Regions from separate parts of the Homo sapiens genome. Here all the other regions are linked to region 1. A link is a contact called in ENCODE Hi-C data. All regions are on one chromosome and are shown on one strand. Each heading gives the region's core, a stretch centred on a gene start or an enhancer-like site at or near the end of the contact. The rest is flanking DNA. Distances are from core to core; before and after follow the strand shown. Region 1 holds the start of LRRC47 (leucine rich repeat containing 47). Region 2 holds the start of KLHL21 (kelch like family member 21). Region 3 holds the start of NOL9 (nucleolar protein 9). Region 4 holds the start of RPL22 (ribosomal protein L22). Region 5 holds the start of NPHP4 (nephrocystin 4).

What was found. Hi-C counts contacts between places; a loop is a spot of excess contacts on that map. Pooled maps may share reads with other maps.
Region 2: a loop to region 1 is called in a map of naive thymus-derived CD4-positive, alpha-beta T cell, with 10 times the contacts of the local background. The contact joins the promoter of KLHL21 here to the promoter of LRRC47 in region 1. A Hi-C loop is called at or near these places in 1 of 168 maps with a recorded cell type or tissue (naive thymus-derived CD4-positive, alpha-beta T cell), 1 of 37 single-sample maps with no recorded cell type and 6 of 50 pooled maps.
Region 3: a loop to region 1 is called in a map of CD8-positive, alpha-beta T cell, with 22 times the contacts of the local background. The contact joins the promoter of NOL9 here to the promoter of LRRC47 in region 1. A Hi-C loop is called at or near these places in 2 of 168 maps with a recorded cell type or tissue (CD4-positive, alpha-beta T cell and CD8-positive, alpha-beta T cell), 1 of 37 single-sample maps with no recorded cell type and 8 of 50 pooled maps.
Region 4: a pooled map shows a loop between it and region 1 (17-fold over the local background). The contact joins the promoter of RPL22 here to the promoter of LRRC47 in region 1. A Hi-C loop is called at or near these places in 8 of 50 pooled maps.
Region 5: a map of CD8-positive, alpha-beta T cell shows a loop between it and region 1 (6-fold over the local background). The contact joins the promoter of NPHP4 here to the promoter of LRRC47 in region 1. A Hi-C loop is called at or near these places in 1 of 168 maps with a recorded cell type or tissue (CD8-positive, alpha-beta T cell), 1 of 37 single-sample maps with no recorded cell type and 9 of 50 pooled maps.

Annotation. Positions count from the first base shown.
Region 1 is chr1:3,795,175-3,797,930 of GRCh38, forward strand. LRRC47 (leucine rich repeat containing 47) reads right to left here and starts at 1,324. Exons shown (of 7, transcript NM_020710.3): 1 at 688-1,324. The coding sequence starts at 1,302. RefSeq lists a silencer at 886-1,095 and an enhancer at 1,211-1,505.
Region 2 is chr1:6,601,464-6,604,219 of GRCh38, forward strand. It overlaps KLHL21 (kelch like family member 21), which reads right to left and starts at 1,406. Exons shown (of 4, transcript NM_014851.4): 1 at 334-1,406. The coding sequence starts at 1,354. LOC107984913 (a long non-coding RNA gene) reads right to left here. Exons shown (of 2, transcript XR_001737882.3): 2 at 1,984-2,756. RefSeq lists enhancers at 1-61, 92-141, 1,902-1,991, 2,012-2,171, 2,212-2,361 and silencers at 402-481, 662-821, 1,422-1,811.
Region 3 is chr1:6,553,189-6,555,944 of GRCh38, forward strand. NOL9 (nucleolar protein 9) reads right to left here and starts at 1,325. Exons shown (of 12, transcript NM_024654.5): 1 at 919-1,325. The coding sequence starts at 1,314. It overlaps TAS1R1 (taste 1 receptor member 1), which reads left to right and starts at 2,119. Exons shown (of 6, transcript NM_138697.4): 1 at 2,119-2,376. The coding sequence starts at 2,186. RefSeq lists a silencer at 1,031-1,290.
Region 4 is chr1:6,198,239-6,200,994 of GRCh38, forward strand. RPL22 (ribosomal protein L22) reads right to left here and starts at 1,357. Exons shown (of 4, transcript NM_000983.4): 1 at 1,324-1,357. The coding sequence starts at 1,335. RefSeq lists a silencer at 1,109-1,248.
Region 5 is chr1:5,991,109-5,993,864 of GRCh38, forward strand. NPHP4 (nephrocystin 4) reads right to left here and starts at 1,317. Exons shown (of 30, transcript NM_015102.5): 1 at 1,136-1,317. It also overlaps a transcript of KCNAB2 not described here. RefSeq lists enhancers at 1-740, 2,617-2,666 and silencers at 817-996, 1,147-1,316, 1,357-1,536, 1,617-1,866.

The sequences.
Region 1 (2,756 bases), core at 74-2,573:
TTTAGGTCGTGGTTCTGCCATGTGGCTTCCCTACTTTCTTTTAGGCAACAGATTCAATGGGCACCTGTTATAGGCCAAGCATTATCGCGGGGCCTGGGGATCCAAGATTAATTAGTAAACAGACGCTGGACAATATAGTCTGGAGAAAAACCCAAGTTACCTGCTGCTTACTTTGGGCAGGCCCTTTGGCTTTCTGTAAAACAGGAATAACCACCCCTACCTTGGAAAGCTGCTATTAGGATGAAGTGAAATATAATCTTCAAGATCACAGCATGTGGCATTATGCAAAATCCAGGGTGCCCCCTTCACCACCAGACTCACTCTCAAGTCACTTCACAAGTACTAGATACAAAAAAGACAGGTCTCTACGCTCGATCTACAGGAGAAGCCAGGTTTGCTAACAATTACAAAATAGCGTACCACGTGTAAAAGTCCAGTTAACAGAATGCGGGGGAGTTCAGAGGCCACCTAGTATGTTGGTGTGGCCAGGAGAAGGGGGAGTTGGAAGGCGGCATCTGCTTCCCAGGGGTGATGCCCCCCGCAGCTGGCTCCTTTCAGCCTTGTAGGAATTCCCTGGGCCCAGTGCCCCAGGGGGCGTCACTAGGAACTGCTCGGCCCCGAGAGGGGTTCCTTCTCCAGGGCTACTCCAAGGCCCCATCCCGCCCCGCCCGGGCAGCCCCCGCTGACCTTGAGCGAGGCCAGGTGGGCGATGTCGGGGCTGAGTTCTCGGAGGCAGTTGTCAGCAGCCGCCAGTTCACTGAGCAGGGGCAGCGCGCCGGGGCGAAAGAGCTCGGCGGGAAAGGAGTCTAGGCAATTGCCGGTGAGGTTGAGGCTCTGCAGGCGCGGGGCGCAGCGCGCCAGGTCGGCTGGCAGCTCGCGCAGCCGGTTGCCGCTGAGGTTGAGGCTCTGCAGCTGCGGAAGGCCCGGCGGCTCGGCGGGGCCCAGGCCTTGGCCCGGCGGCAGCGCCTCCAGCGCGTTGCCCGACAGGTCGAGCACCCGAAGGGCAGGCAGCGGCCCGAGCTCGGGGCTCAGGCCGGGCCCCAGCGCGTTGCGCCGCAGCACGAGGCTGTGCAGCTGCGGCAGGCCCTGCGCCAGGCCAGGCCCCGGCGCGCGCAAGCTCCCGCAGCCGCTCACTTCCAAGTAGTGCAGCAGCGGCAGGGTGAAAAGCCGCGGCGGCAGCTGCCCACCCGCCGCCCGCACTCGCTCCTCCAGCCCGGGCCCCGTCAGCAGCAGCTCCCGCCGCCGCTCGCGCTCAGCCAGCTCCAGCTCCGGCCAAGACTCTGACACCGCTGCCGCCGCCATGGCGCCTCAGCTGCTGGCAGGCACCCACCCACCAGGGTGCTTCCGGGGCAGCGCGCGCCACTTCCGACCTGTGCCGGAAAAGCCCATAGAGAAGCCACCTGGCTGCTAGAGTGCCGCCGCGCGTGCCATAGAGGAGAGTGGCCTCTCCTGCGTAGAGCCGGGGAGGGGCTGGAGAGCGGCTCGCTCTCTCCGCGGGTAGGGGTGAGGGTGGGGGTTATGAACCCAAAAATATCTGAGACAGGACTCAATGAAATGTAAAAAGTTTATTTTGCCAAGGTTAAGGACACGCCAGTGTCACAACCCTAGGAGATCGTGACGATGGTGCCCAGGGAAGTTGGGATGCAGCTTGGTTTTGTACATTTTGGGGAGACGTGAGACATCAATCAACACGTGCGAGTGTACCTTGGTTCAGCCCAGAAAGGCTGGACAATTCCAGGAGAGGGCTTTCAGGTCACAGGTAGAGAAGAGACCGGAGGGTGCATTCTTTTGAGTCTTTGTTCAGCCTTTCGCTGACTGCACAATTTATTATGCATGTGAGACGCGGGTAGAGGAATAGTCGCTTATGCTTTAGTCTGGCTTACTGAATCTTCATTTCTACGTAAACAGTAGAGCAAAGGAAGCGATCAGATATGCATTTGTCTAGGTGAGCAGAGGGATGGCTTTGAGTTCAGTCCTTTGTCTCGCACCTGTGAAGGGAAGCTATCAATTTGCATTGCCAGGGTGAAATTCAACAGAACTGTTTTAGGGTAAAGATCTTGAGGCCCACAGAGAATTTCTTTGTGGGCAAATTGTGAGGGAGGTGTGTAGCTTTAAAAATATGTATTTGTAACTATCTTATTTAGGAATAAGACGGGAGGCCGATTTGCCCGAAGCAGTTCCCAGCTTGACTTTTTCCTTTGACTTAGTGATTGTGGGGTTTTGAGATTTATTTTCCTTTCACAGGGTGGGGTGCGGGCGGATGGAGGAGCCAGAGTCTGTGCTCTACTGTGCCCCGACCGGCTTGTTTTGGAATTCCTGCACTTTTGAGTGGTGTAAACCAAAACCAAAATTCTTTTTTTTTTCTTGAGACGGAGTCTCGCTCTGTCACCCAGGCTGGAGTGCAGTGATGCTATCTTGGTTCACTGCAACCTCCGCCTCCTGGGTTCAAGCAATTCTCCTGCCTCAGCCTCCCGCTGGAACTACAGGTGCATGCCACCGTGGCCGGTTAATTTTTATATTAACCGTGTTAATATAATTTTTATATTAACCGGTTTTCGCCATGTTGGCCAGGCTGGTCTCGAACACCTGACCTCAGGTGATCTGCTCGCCTCAGCCCCCCAAAGTGCTGGGCTCACAGGCACAAGCCACCGCACCCAGCCCCCAAATTCTTATTTATTTATTTATTTATTTATTGAGACAGAGTCTTGCTCTGTTACCCAGGCTGGAGTGCAGTGGTTCCAGCTCGGCTCATTGCA
Region 2 (2,756 bases), core at 156-2,655, 2.8 Mb after region 1:
AGAAAAAGAAAGCACCCATTGTGCGGGGTGAATGCCCCAGTATCTTCCAACCAAGTGGGGAGGCACCTCCTGGGCACGGAGTTGGCTCAGCCTGGCAGCCCCGGCCGCACGGGGCACAGAGACCCACAAGCAGCTACTTGTCCCGGCTCACACAAGGGGCCCTTCTTCAAGGTTAAAAGTATCGCCCAGAGACATGTAGTCACCAGAGCCCCAGCTTGGACTCAGGTGCGCCCCTAGGATTCCAGGCTCTGTGCGCTTCCCCCGCGAATAGCTGGGCTCCCGTACCGGCGAGGTTCAACCCCAGAGAGCCTGCCCAGCCCCTGGCCCACTCACCCGTCACGTAGATGTCATTGCCCAGCGCCACGATGCTGTAGCCTCCGCCCAGGTGGTCTGGGAACTCGGCCAGGTAGCGCCACTGACCCGTCTGCGGGTTGTAGCAGTCGACAGTGACCAGCTCGTCACAGTCCTGGTCGCAGCCGCCCACGAGCACGAGGATCTCGGCGAGACCGGTGGACGGGCGAGGACGCATTCGGGGACAGGGCCCGCGGTCGTGGCGGTCGTAGCGCGCCGCCTGGAAGTCGCGCGCCTCGCGCAGCAGGCGCAGGCAGGGTGGGCAGCGCGCCACCAGCGGCTCGGCCTCGACGTGCGCCAACAGGTAGAAGCGGCGCACGAAGGGCAGGCGCACGGCCTCCAGCAGCTGCGGCCAGTGCGCGGCGCGGCGCGGCGGGTCAGCGCGGACCCAGCGCAGCGCCAGCTGGTAGGCGGCCTCCTCCTTGGGCACACACAGCCCGTCGTCCCGCAGGTAGCGCAGCAGGCGCGCCAGTGGCAGCCGCTCCAGCTGCTCGGCGCCCAGCTCGCCCACGTGGCGCAGAATGAACCGCTGCGCCGCGCTCGCCAGTCCCGAGCAGCTGAAGGCCTCAGCGAAGTCCTGCATGTCCAGGCAGTTGGCCAGGTCGAGCTGCTGCTGCAGGAAGGCCCCGCACGCCTCCTTCACGGCCGGGAACTGCAGCAGGTCGGCGGCGCGCAGCAGCGGCTCAGCGTTGTCGCCGCTTACCGCCACGCGGCCCGTGTAGCTGAAGTCCAGCAGCAGCTGCAGCATGTCGGGAGGCACTCCGTGCAGGCGCACCCGCTCGGCGCGGCTCTCGCGCAGCTGCCCCGCGAACATGGCGCGGAAGTAGGGGCTGGCGGCGGCCAGCACCGCACGGTGCGCCGGGAAGTCGCGCCCGCCCGCCGCCTCCAGGGTCACGTCCAGGAACTTGCGCTCGGCGCGCAGCTGGCTCAGGCCGCGCAGCAGGCTCAGGGCGTGCGCGGGGTCCGAGAAGGGAAGCACGGCCAGGGGCGCCGGTCGCTCCATGGCGCCTTCGATAGGTTGTCGAGGACGCCGCGGCCGGGGCCTGCGGAGAGACGCGGCGCGCTAGGCACCGCTGCTATAAATAGGGCGGGGCGCCGCGGCTCTCGAGGGGCGGGATGGGCGGGGAGACGTCTGCACCGCCCCCTTAACCCCTCTGTGCCGGGCGCCACCGCCCCCCGCGAGCGCGGGCTCGCCTGTCCCCCGCGCGGCGCCCGCCCCCGGCTCCGCAGGCTGAGTCACCGCTGTCCGCGGCCGGCTCCCTCCCTCCGCCCTTCTGCGTCTCCCCGCTGACGCCCGGGCCGGGGACAGCGAGTGACAAGTGCCAGGTCCGAGGGCGGCCTCGCCGCGCGCCGGGACCGGGGGCCTCCCGGGGTTGCCCACGACCCACCCGGCCCGGCTGCTGAACCCAACCCGGGAGAGGCGAGCTCGGCCCTGAAACCAAAGCCACCCCTCCTTTCACGCCAGACTTCCCAAGGGCGCCGGCCCAGGTCCCGGGGCGGCTGGGTACAATGGCTTTTTGTTTTGCTTTTGAGTTCCACTAGTTTCAAGGGTTGCTAGTTAACCCCATCACGGGACACACTCAAAGGATAGGCTTTTTACCATTCTGGACCAAAGCAAGAACGCGTATAAAGTTTTTCGGTGACGTTTTTTTCTTGGCGCATTTATAAGCGACCCGGGGCCGGATTCCAGGAGTCGGCCCCACTCCTGTGTTCCTGAAGGAGCTTCTGACTCAATCACACAGGCGTTAACTTTAGTCGGCTTCACGCGCAGTTGTAGTTTCCGAGTCTGCGTCGCAGCTGCAGGCTCCGGGGCTGCCCGCCCTAGGGGCTCCCGGGCCTCCCTGAAGCAGCTGCTCGGACTCCACGAGAGGGTAACTGGGTATAAAGAGCGAGGGCTCAAAGTCAGATAGGAGACCGCCTTGAAACTAGATGACGCCACTAAGCACAGTCCCGCCGTCACTTGTACTGCGGTGGGGAATGGTGAAAGAAGGAATCGCCCTTATTTTAGTTCCGATAGACACAGCACCACTTTGAATGTCACTTGTAGGGGAAAAAGAGCCCTCCCTTGGAGGCCATTTTTTCCTCAGTGGAAGGTAGGCTTTGCTCAGTTTTAGAAAAGACCCCTATTTCACCACCAGGACTGCTGCTTTGCAGAGAACACTTGGGTTTGTGCTGTTTTCCAGCCCCCCTACACCGGTGGGCCTTTGAGAACGCATTCCTGAGGAAGGCGCCCGCCCACGTGGGTCCCAGAGCAGGCCACGCGCATGGGAGCTGGCTATCATTTCCTGGTTCCAGCGAGGTCTAGGGCCGCGTAGCGTTTCCAGAAGACATTTTGTTTTTATTCCACCTCTGAAATGAGAACCGCAGGCTTTCTCTTCTACTTAAGAGTTTCACGTCATTTTGCC
Region 3 (2,756 bases), core at 75-2,574, 2.8 Mb after region 1:
GTGCTCCTGGTTCAGACAGACTCTACCACTCTGTCCTTTTAAAGACCCACAGCTTGCCAAGTCTCTTCCAGAACTTCCTGGGTTTTGCCTTCCCTCCTGCATTAGACAGGGAATCTCCAGGAATGGCATCCACGTTAAGAATCAGGCTGCCTGAGTTCGACTCCTAGCTCTCCCTCTACTGTGTAAGTTACCCAACCTCAGTCTCCTCGTCTGTAAACACTTAGAGAGAGGGACAACTACTCCGTAAGAGAGCTGGATGTTTAAATGGGTTCAAAGCCTAAAACACTTTTGGAACCCTTAAATCCTGGAATTTCTGAGCTCTCAGTAATTGCAACCTTTTTTTTTTTTAACTATTAAAATCCCTTTCAGAGTTCCAGGTGCGGTGGTTCACACCTGTAATCCCAGCACTTTGAGAGGCCGAGGCGGGTGGATCACAAGGTCAGGAGATCGAGACTATCCTGGCTAACATGGCGAAACCCCGTTTCTACTAAAAATACAAAAAATATAGCCGGGCGAGGTGGCACGCGCCTGTAGTCCCAACTACTCCGGAGGCTGAGGCAGGGGAATCGCTTCAACCCGGGATGCGGAGGTTGCAGTGAGCCGAGATTGTGCCACTGCACTCCAGCCTGGGGGACAGAGTGAGACTCTGTCTCAAAAAGAAAAAGAAAGAAAGAAAACAAAACAAAATAAAGTCCCTTTAGCTCGTAAGGCCTAGGGACCCCTTAGCAGGGTACCTGTTACCCTGCTGCTCAGGGGAGCCTAGTTGCCACCAACCATCAAGAGGATGGACTTGAATCCGACTGGCAGCCAGAGAACAGGCCCGGGGGACCACGGTCCTCTCCTACCCTGCAGCTCTCCCGGGGCTGCCTCTCCAGCCCTCCCTGCCCTCGGGGACTACTACCGGCGCCCCCCACCTACCTGCTCGACCGGCAGCAGCAGCAACGCGCGGCCGGGGCCCACGGGCCGCACCGGTGGGATGAGGAGAGGCCGGTGGCAACTCGAGGCGGATTCGAGTTCGGGTTCGGACTCGGGTTCGGAGGCCGGGGTCGGGCTAGGGATCGGGCTGGGGGTCGCGGTGTTGGGTCTCCGGGCCGCCGCCGCGCGCGACACCTGGCGGGCTCCCTCCCTCCAGTCCACGCCGGACGCCTGGGCTTGCAGTAACCGCCACCGTAGGCGCCGCCGACCGCACCAGCGCAGGCTCCCGAGCCGGCGGCGGGGCCGGCGGCTGAGGATGAGCTGGGGCCGGGCCTTGCGGACCCGCAGCCAAGTGGAACGGCAGGAACCCCGCTTTAGCAGCAGTCCCGAGTCCGCCATGCTGGGTCCTCAGGGCCTACCGCGCGAGAATCTCGCGAGATCCCGTCGGTCCGCCCCGCTGCCCTCCCAGCTGCCGAAAAGAGGGGCCTCCGAGCCGCCGGCGCCCTCTGCCGGCAACCTCCGGAAGCACACTAGGAGGTTCCAGCCGATCTGGTCGAGGGGCTCCACGGAGGACTCCATTTACGTTACGCAAATTCCCTACCCCAGCCGGCCGGAGAGAGAAAGCCAGAAACCTCGCGACCAGCCATGGGCCACCTCTCCGGAAAAACACCGGGATATTTTTTTTCTCCTGCAGAAAAAGCTTTAGGATTGGCAGTTTAAACAAAACATGTCTATTTGCATACCTTCGGTTTGCATGCATTTGTTTCGAAGTGAGCAACCCTGGGTAACAAGGCGAAAGTATATGACAATTTGCTCAGAATCTTAATGTCAGAAAACTGGAGACTGGGGCAGGGGGGTGTCGACTCAAAGCTGTGTCTCATTTAGTAAACTGAGGCCCAGGTAAAAAGTTCTGAAACCTCGCAACACCCGGAGAAATTGTGTTCCAGCCTCCCACCTCGCCCCAAAATGCCAGAGCTCCTTTTCTAAGCCAGGTGAAGTCACAGAGCGTGGACAGAACCCACAACCGTCCAGAGGAAGGGTCACTGGGTGCCACCTGGTTTGCATCTGTGCCTTCGTCCTGCCCAGTTCCTGAGTGGGACCGCAGGCCCGGAATGTCAAGGCAAACAGTCCTGCTTCAGCCACTGGGCTCCAGTCCCACCCCTTTTGGGGGCCTGAAGTTAGGAAGCATCCGGCAGCTGCCTTCTATTTAAGCAACTGGCCTCCTTAGAGGCCACTCCTTGGCCATGCCAGGCGCGGGCATCTGGCCAGCATGCTGCTCTGCACGGCTCGCCTGGTCGGCCTGCAGCTTCTCATTTCCTGCTGCTGGGCCTTTGCCTGCCATAGCACGGAGTCTTCTCCTGACTTCACCCTCCCCGGAGATTACCTCCTGGCAGGCCTGTTCCCTCTCCATTCTGGCTGTCTGCAGGTGAGGCACAGACCCGAGGTGACCCTGTGTGACAGGTGAGTGAGGGGCCAGCAGAGCCACACTTAGTGGGACCCCTGGCTATAGGGCCCCTCTGGCTGCCATCCTCCAAACAGGACCTTGCCTCTGCCTTTGCCCCTTGAACTGTCCCCAGGCCTTGTTCATCAATCCACTTGCCACCTAAGTGCTGGCTAGACCTTCCTAGACACTTCGGCCAGTTTCCAATTATTTCACCCTTGCTGTTAGAATGTGTTGTATTGTAACTTCATTGAAATTGGTTCTTGGCTTTGTACCATACCTAGGTGGCCAGGCCTAAGCAAGGGCAGCTTTTTCCCTCTTCTTTTTTTTTTTTTTTTTTTTTTTGAGACGGAGTCTCGCTCTTTCACCCAGGTGGGACTGCAGTGGCGCGATCTCAGCT
Region 4 (2,756 bases), core at 107-2,606, 2.4 Mb after region 1:
TAGCTCATCTCCCTTAATCCTGTCTCATCCACCTTCTCATGAAGGGAGTTGCAAAGTATTCTAGGTGCCTGTCCACTCCAGCTTGGACAAGGTTAAGGCTAAAACCTAGAATCTTATTACAACACTACCGTCAAGAACTTCTGACATTTTGATTCGCTTCATCTATGCATTAGTACTTCCAAACCACCCGGCAAAGCACATCCTACAAGGTTCCAGTTTCTTCACTCTTACGAAGAAGCTTGTGTTAATCTTATCTCTCTACAAACTTGACACCATTAATGCACTTGTGCATCGTACCAACCTGTACTTTCACGTTTAAAAGCTCTGCAGAACTAAATAGACTTTTCCAAAAACACATCTTACCTCCCTTCATGTTTAAAAGAACTTCATCTAAAACTTGTGTTAACTGGATCAACTTTTCAAACATTTGGCCACTACAAAAATCACTGATTTATTTTTTACAACGTCTCTTCGCAGTAATAATCTAAGAGGGGTACTTTAAGATCTATTCCGAACACACACAATCAATCAAGAGACCTACCCACAACGGGCTTGATACTTCTCCATCAAGGTTTTAAACCAAAAGGCATTCAAAAGCCCAACCAGACAGAAAGAGCAGAAGAACCGGAAATGTTAACCAGGGAGTCCCAACAAAAGAGGAAAAGTAGGATCTTGGGACGAAGAACACGGAAAAACAACTTTCTCAAATAACCTAGGAGGAGGGCGCCGCACAGCCCAGTCCCAGCATAGCTAAAGGAGAATGCAATGAGAGCCTTCTCCCTACACCACTGCAACACCCGTTTGGGTCTGTACAGTGCGCCCTGATAAACTAATTTCCTCTGGGGACGCTAAAAAGCTCCTCAAACCCAGGCCTCCTCTCCGAAAGCACGCCGACCAAGCCGCCCTTCCGCGGATTCGTCCCCGAGTCTTGGCCGTGGACTTCCGAATGCGCGGCTCCCCAGGGTAGCAGGTCCCGTTCTTCTTCCCCGCCCTCCACCCAGGTAATCAGGCCCCCGGCCGGGGTCCGAGGACCAGTGGCCGGCCCAGACCGCAGTCTCCAGGCTCCAGCTCCCCGCTAGCCCCTAGCTGGGGCCCCGGGCCTCCGAGACCTCCCGGATCTCCCTCACGAGCCTCGGGCCGCGGCCTCCTCCGCCTACAACGTGCTGGGATCGGCAGGGGCTCTGGCCCGCTCCGGCCGACCTGCCAGCCCACCCCAGCAGGACGCTGCAGGGCGCCGTCCCCAGCGAGCCTGGGTAGATGCCGGGCTCGGCGAGGCCCACGTGCCTCCCCTGGAGCCGAGGCCTCACGCGGAGCCATACTAACCACAGGAGCCATGGCGGCAGCGGAGTTAGAAAGGGAGGTGAGCGAACTACGCAGACGCAAAGAGCCCGCAGCGCGCAAGGCACGCAGGGTCCAGGCCGCACTAATCACTTTGCCACGCCCCTCGTCCGCCACCTTTTCTCTTGGTTATGTACGATAGGGGAGCGATTGGTTTTTCCTGAATGCAAAACGCGTCCTCTCCCAGGCCTGGAGGGTTTCTGGGGAAGGAAGGAGGCCCGGCGGGCTGTCCCACTGCGAACGATCGGAGGGGGGAAGCCAGACTGGACGAGCCCAAAGATAAATAAAGGGGTTGGCTTTACTTTTTGAAAGTCTTGGGAAGAAAAAAGAAATAAGGAAATTCACTATACTGTAAATTACCAGCTAGTGGGATGGAAATCGAATCTACTAATTTGGGGAAGTGGGAAAATTCCTTGTAGCCACCGGGAAATTTCGTTCAGAGGTCCCAATGCCAGACCACTATGGCTTCCTCAAAAAGCCCCAGCTTGGAAGCTCATGCCCAGGGGCTGTCTCCCAGTGCCTGTCCTTTTTGCTGTAGCCAGGCCGCCCCCTCGCTGATCACCACTCCCTAGTTTCCCAGCCCAAGCCTTCTAGTTTCCCATCCCAAACCAGTAAGTAGTTGAGGACCACCAGGAGATCTGGAAAATGCAGATTCCAATTCCAGCGGTCTCAGTGGCCTGAAATTCTGCATTTCTCACAAGCTCTCAGACGATGCTGATGCTGCGAGTCCATGGACCGCATGTGGAGAAGCAAAGGTCCTCATCCCCAGGCCCACAGGTCCCTTGAACTGGGCTACTTTGCACCCAGTCACCCGCTGCGTCCTCACGGAATTATATTCCAGGATCCTGAATTGTAAATCACTCAGTGGCACACACACTCTCCACTCCCTTTACCTGGCTTCAGTGTACTCACCTAGCAAAAGTCCAATCACCAGAAGAGACTGTGCTGATGGGTCTAGCTTTCAACTCAGGCCTCAAGCCGGTTGACCAAGCTCCAAAGCCAGCTGCTGTTCTTGGCTCTATAATGATCAGGCTGGGCCTCTGCAAACACTTCTGCTTTCCAGCTGATCCCGGTTTGGCTCTATCAATAGGGGGCTTTGCTTCCTGCTTGCTCCTGTCCTGTCTGGTGTCATCCACTCTTGCTTCTTTATCCTGGAGGTGGCAGTTGGAACATTCTGGAAGCAGCAGTGGAATCCAGTCTGCACTTATTCCAACATTTGCAGAACCAGCCTCGTTTTCTCCTCAGAGACACCAGCCCTAGCAGAGCAGCACCCTCTCCTCAGATGTCTGAGTTTCACCTCCCTGTGCCCCTCCTCAAGCATCTACATTTTAATAATACCACCTACCAGTGGTAGCTACTTCCTGCAGTTGCTACTGTTAGTATTATACCCCGACAGTTACCTAAACACATCTTTATAC
Region 5 (2,756 bases), core at 67-2,566, 2.2 Mb after region 1:
CCGGAATGGAAAATGTGTAATGCCTGAGACCCAGATGCCTTGGGGAGCTTTTGGGGAAGCAGAGGTCTGATTAAGCACTGCCTGGAATTCCCTCATTCATGAGCATTCTTTCAGCACCTACCCTGCGCCCGGGAGAAACGGTCTTGAACACAGCAGACAAGCTCGCTACCCCCATAGAATGTAAAGAAACGGGGCACAAATTAGCATACAAAAAGACACAAGTGTGACCTACGGAAACTGCACAGAGGAGGTGCAACGAACGGAGCCCTGGGTTAGGACCGGGAGGCGCTGCCCACCATCAACAGAAATACTCCTCCTTTTGCCAACTACACACGCGAGAGGCTGGATTTCCTTCACAGACGTCCACCAAAGCCACACATCGCGACACACGGAGGCAGAAAGCAGCGGTCTCCTAAGAAGTTAGACACGAGGAATCTCGGGCAGCGAGGTGCCTGCAAGCCCGGGGGCGGGCGGGAGCAGCCTGCACGCGTGGGGAAGGGCACGCGGGAGCGGGTGGCGCCTTCCGGGCCGGGTCGGCCGGGAGGTTCCAAGGCAGGAAAGGGGCGCAGAAGGCCGGGACGGCGCCGGGTACAAAGCCTCGCAGGGACGCCCGAAGGCCGCAGAGCCACCGCGGGGAACTGACAGCCGGAGCCGGAGCTGGAGCCGGGGGGCGGGGAGGAGGGGCGGAGGGGCGCGGCCAGGCGGGGTCCGCGGACTCCGGCCTGGGAAGGATGCGCGCGGACTAGGGCGCGGGGAGCCAAGGCCCAGAACATCGGTACCGCGCTCCCTTCAGCCGAGGGGCTGCAGAGAGGCCAGGGGGCAGGGGGCAGGGGGCAGGGGGCAGGGGGCAAAGGGCAAGGGCAGAAAGGAACCCACGTAGCCAAACGGCACCCAGCGGCCCCGACCCCAAGTGTCCCGACGAGGGGGGACGCCTGCGACTAACGCGGGGACAGCCCCCGCCGCGCGCCACCGCCGCACCCCAGGCACCGGGCCCCCACGCAGGGACGGCGTGGACCACCCTACCCCCGAACCCCGAGGCTCTGGCCAACACTGAGGCCCCCTGTGCCTCGAGGCCGCGTCCAACCTCCCCCGCGGCGCCGGCCCACATGGTTCCGCCCGCCGCGGGCCGCGTTACCTAGGAGACCGACCCGCCGCGGCCGCGCCGGAGGCCACGGAGCCCACGCTTTTCAGAGAGTCTCCACTCGACGGACCCAGAGGCCCGGCGGCCGGTGCTCAACGGAGCCACAAGCCTGAGGACCGAGGACTGGCCGAGGGGCGCGCCCCGTCCGCTGCCACCCGCGGGAGGAGCCTCGGAAGGCGGCGCACCGCGCCGCACACTCAGTCCAAGAACCCGCCTCGCGTCACTGTCGCCGTCAGGGCCGCGGAGCCAATCAGAGCCCAAGTCGAGGGCTGCGCTTTGCGAGCGCCAGCCAATCGGTGCGGCGGCGGGCCCATCCTGATTTGCATGTCCGACGACCCCTCAACCAATGGTAATGTGACTGGCGTGAACAATAGCCAATCAGAAGCTGGAAGAGGCGTGGCCCCGGGCGTCCCACGAGGTGAAGATGCTGCTGGCGGAACCTGCAGGAGCTAGCGGGATTCGGGGGCGCTAAAGTCGCAGGGGCAGGGCGGGAAGGAAGATCCGGCGCGGGGCACAGGATCCGGAGCTGGAGCCCCCAGGTGAGTACCGGGGAGACCCCGGCGGGGCGCGCTTTCCACCAAGCTGCTCCGGGACGGCGGCGGCGGGTATCCGCGAGGCCCGCGCTGCGGCAGGCGCCGCGGTCCCGTCTCCATCTCTTCTTCCCCGGCCCTGCGTCCCTGCCTCCGCCGCTGTCTCACCTCCTCTCCAGCCTCCTCACCTCCTTCTCCATCGTCTCCCTTCCCCCATCCCTTTCTGTCTTTCCTTCCCTGTCCTCCCGCCCGCCCGACCCTTCAGCTCGCATCCCTGACCCCTGCCCCTGCCGCCGTCCCTCTTCCCGGTGCACCTCTTCCCCATCTCTGCCCGCTCCGGTCCTAGCAGCCTCGCCCTCCCCTTTCCTCCATCCTCCTCTCATCCCCTCTCCCGGCCTCTGCGCAGCCCCACCGGGGCGCTGCTGTTCCCGGTCCTCCCCATCTCTCCTCCTGATCGCTTCTCAAGGCTCATCCGTCGTTCTCGCTGCCTGTCCCTGTGTCGCTCCGGTCCCTTTCCCCACCCTCCCATTCTGCCCCCAGCCCCTCCGACCTCTCCCCGCGGGCACGCTCTCACCACCTTACCCTGCTCCCCAAGACTGTGACCCTGCTTCCTGCACCAGTTCCTCGGGCTGTTTACAGCACACACACCGCCACTTCTGACCCTGAGCCCCTACTCCTATCTTAAGCTTCTCCCTCCTGCCAGGCCTTGGCACAAAGCACTTCCGCACCTCCCTACCTGCTGCTGCTCCCAGGATGCAAAGACCCCACTGCTGCACCGCGTCCTGCGGCATTAGCAGCAGCCGGGGTACCTGCCCACCTTCCCACCCCGCCAACCAGCCGCATCCTGGTGTCCCTCCTCCTGGCATTTGTCCTGGGGGCTCTTACAGGGACTGTGCTTTGCCCGCAGCATCCCGGGGTGCTCCAGGTGGAAAGCCCCTTAGCACCTTTCCTCCCTGGCCACCGTCTCCTTCCCTCCCCACCCCCACTTTCCTGCTCAGCCTCACTTTGTGATTCAGCATTTTTGGGGTTGGTAACTTTCTTGCTTCCTGTCGTGATAGGGACCTGGCTACGGAGCTGAAGGCAGG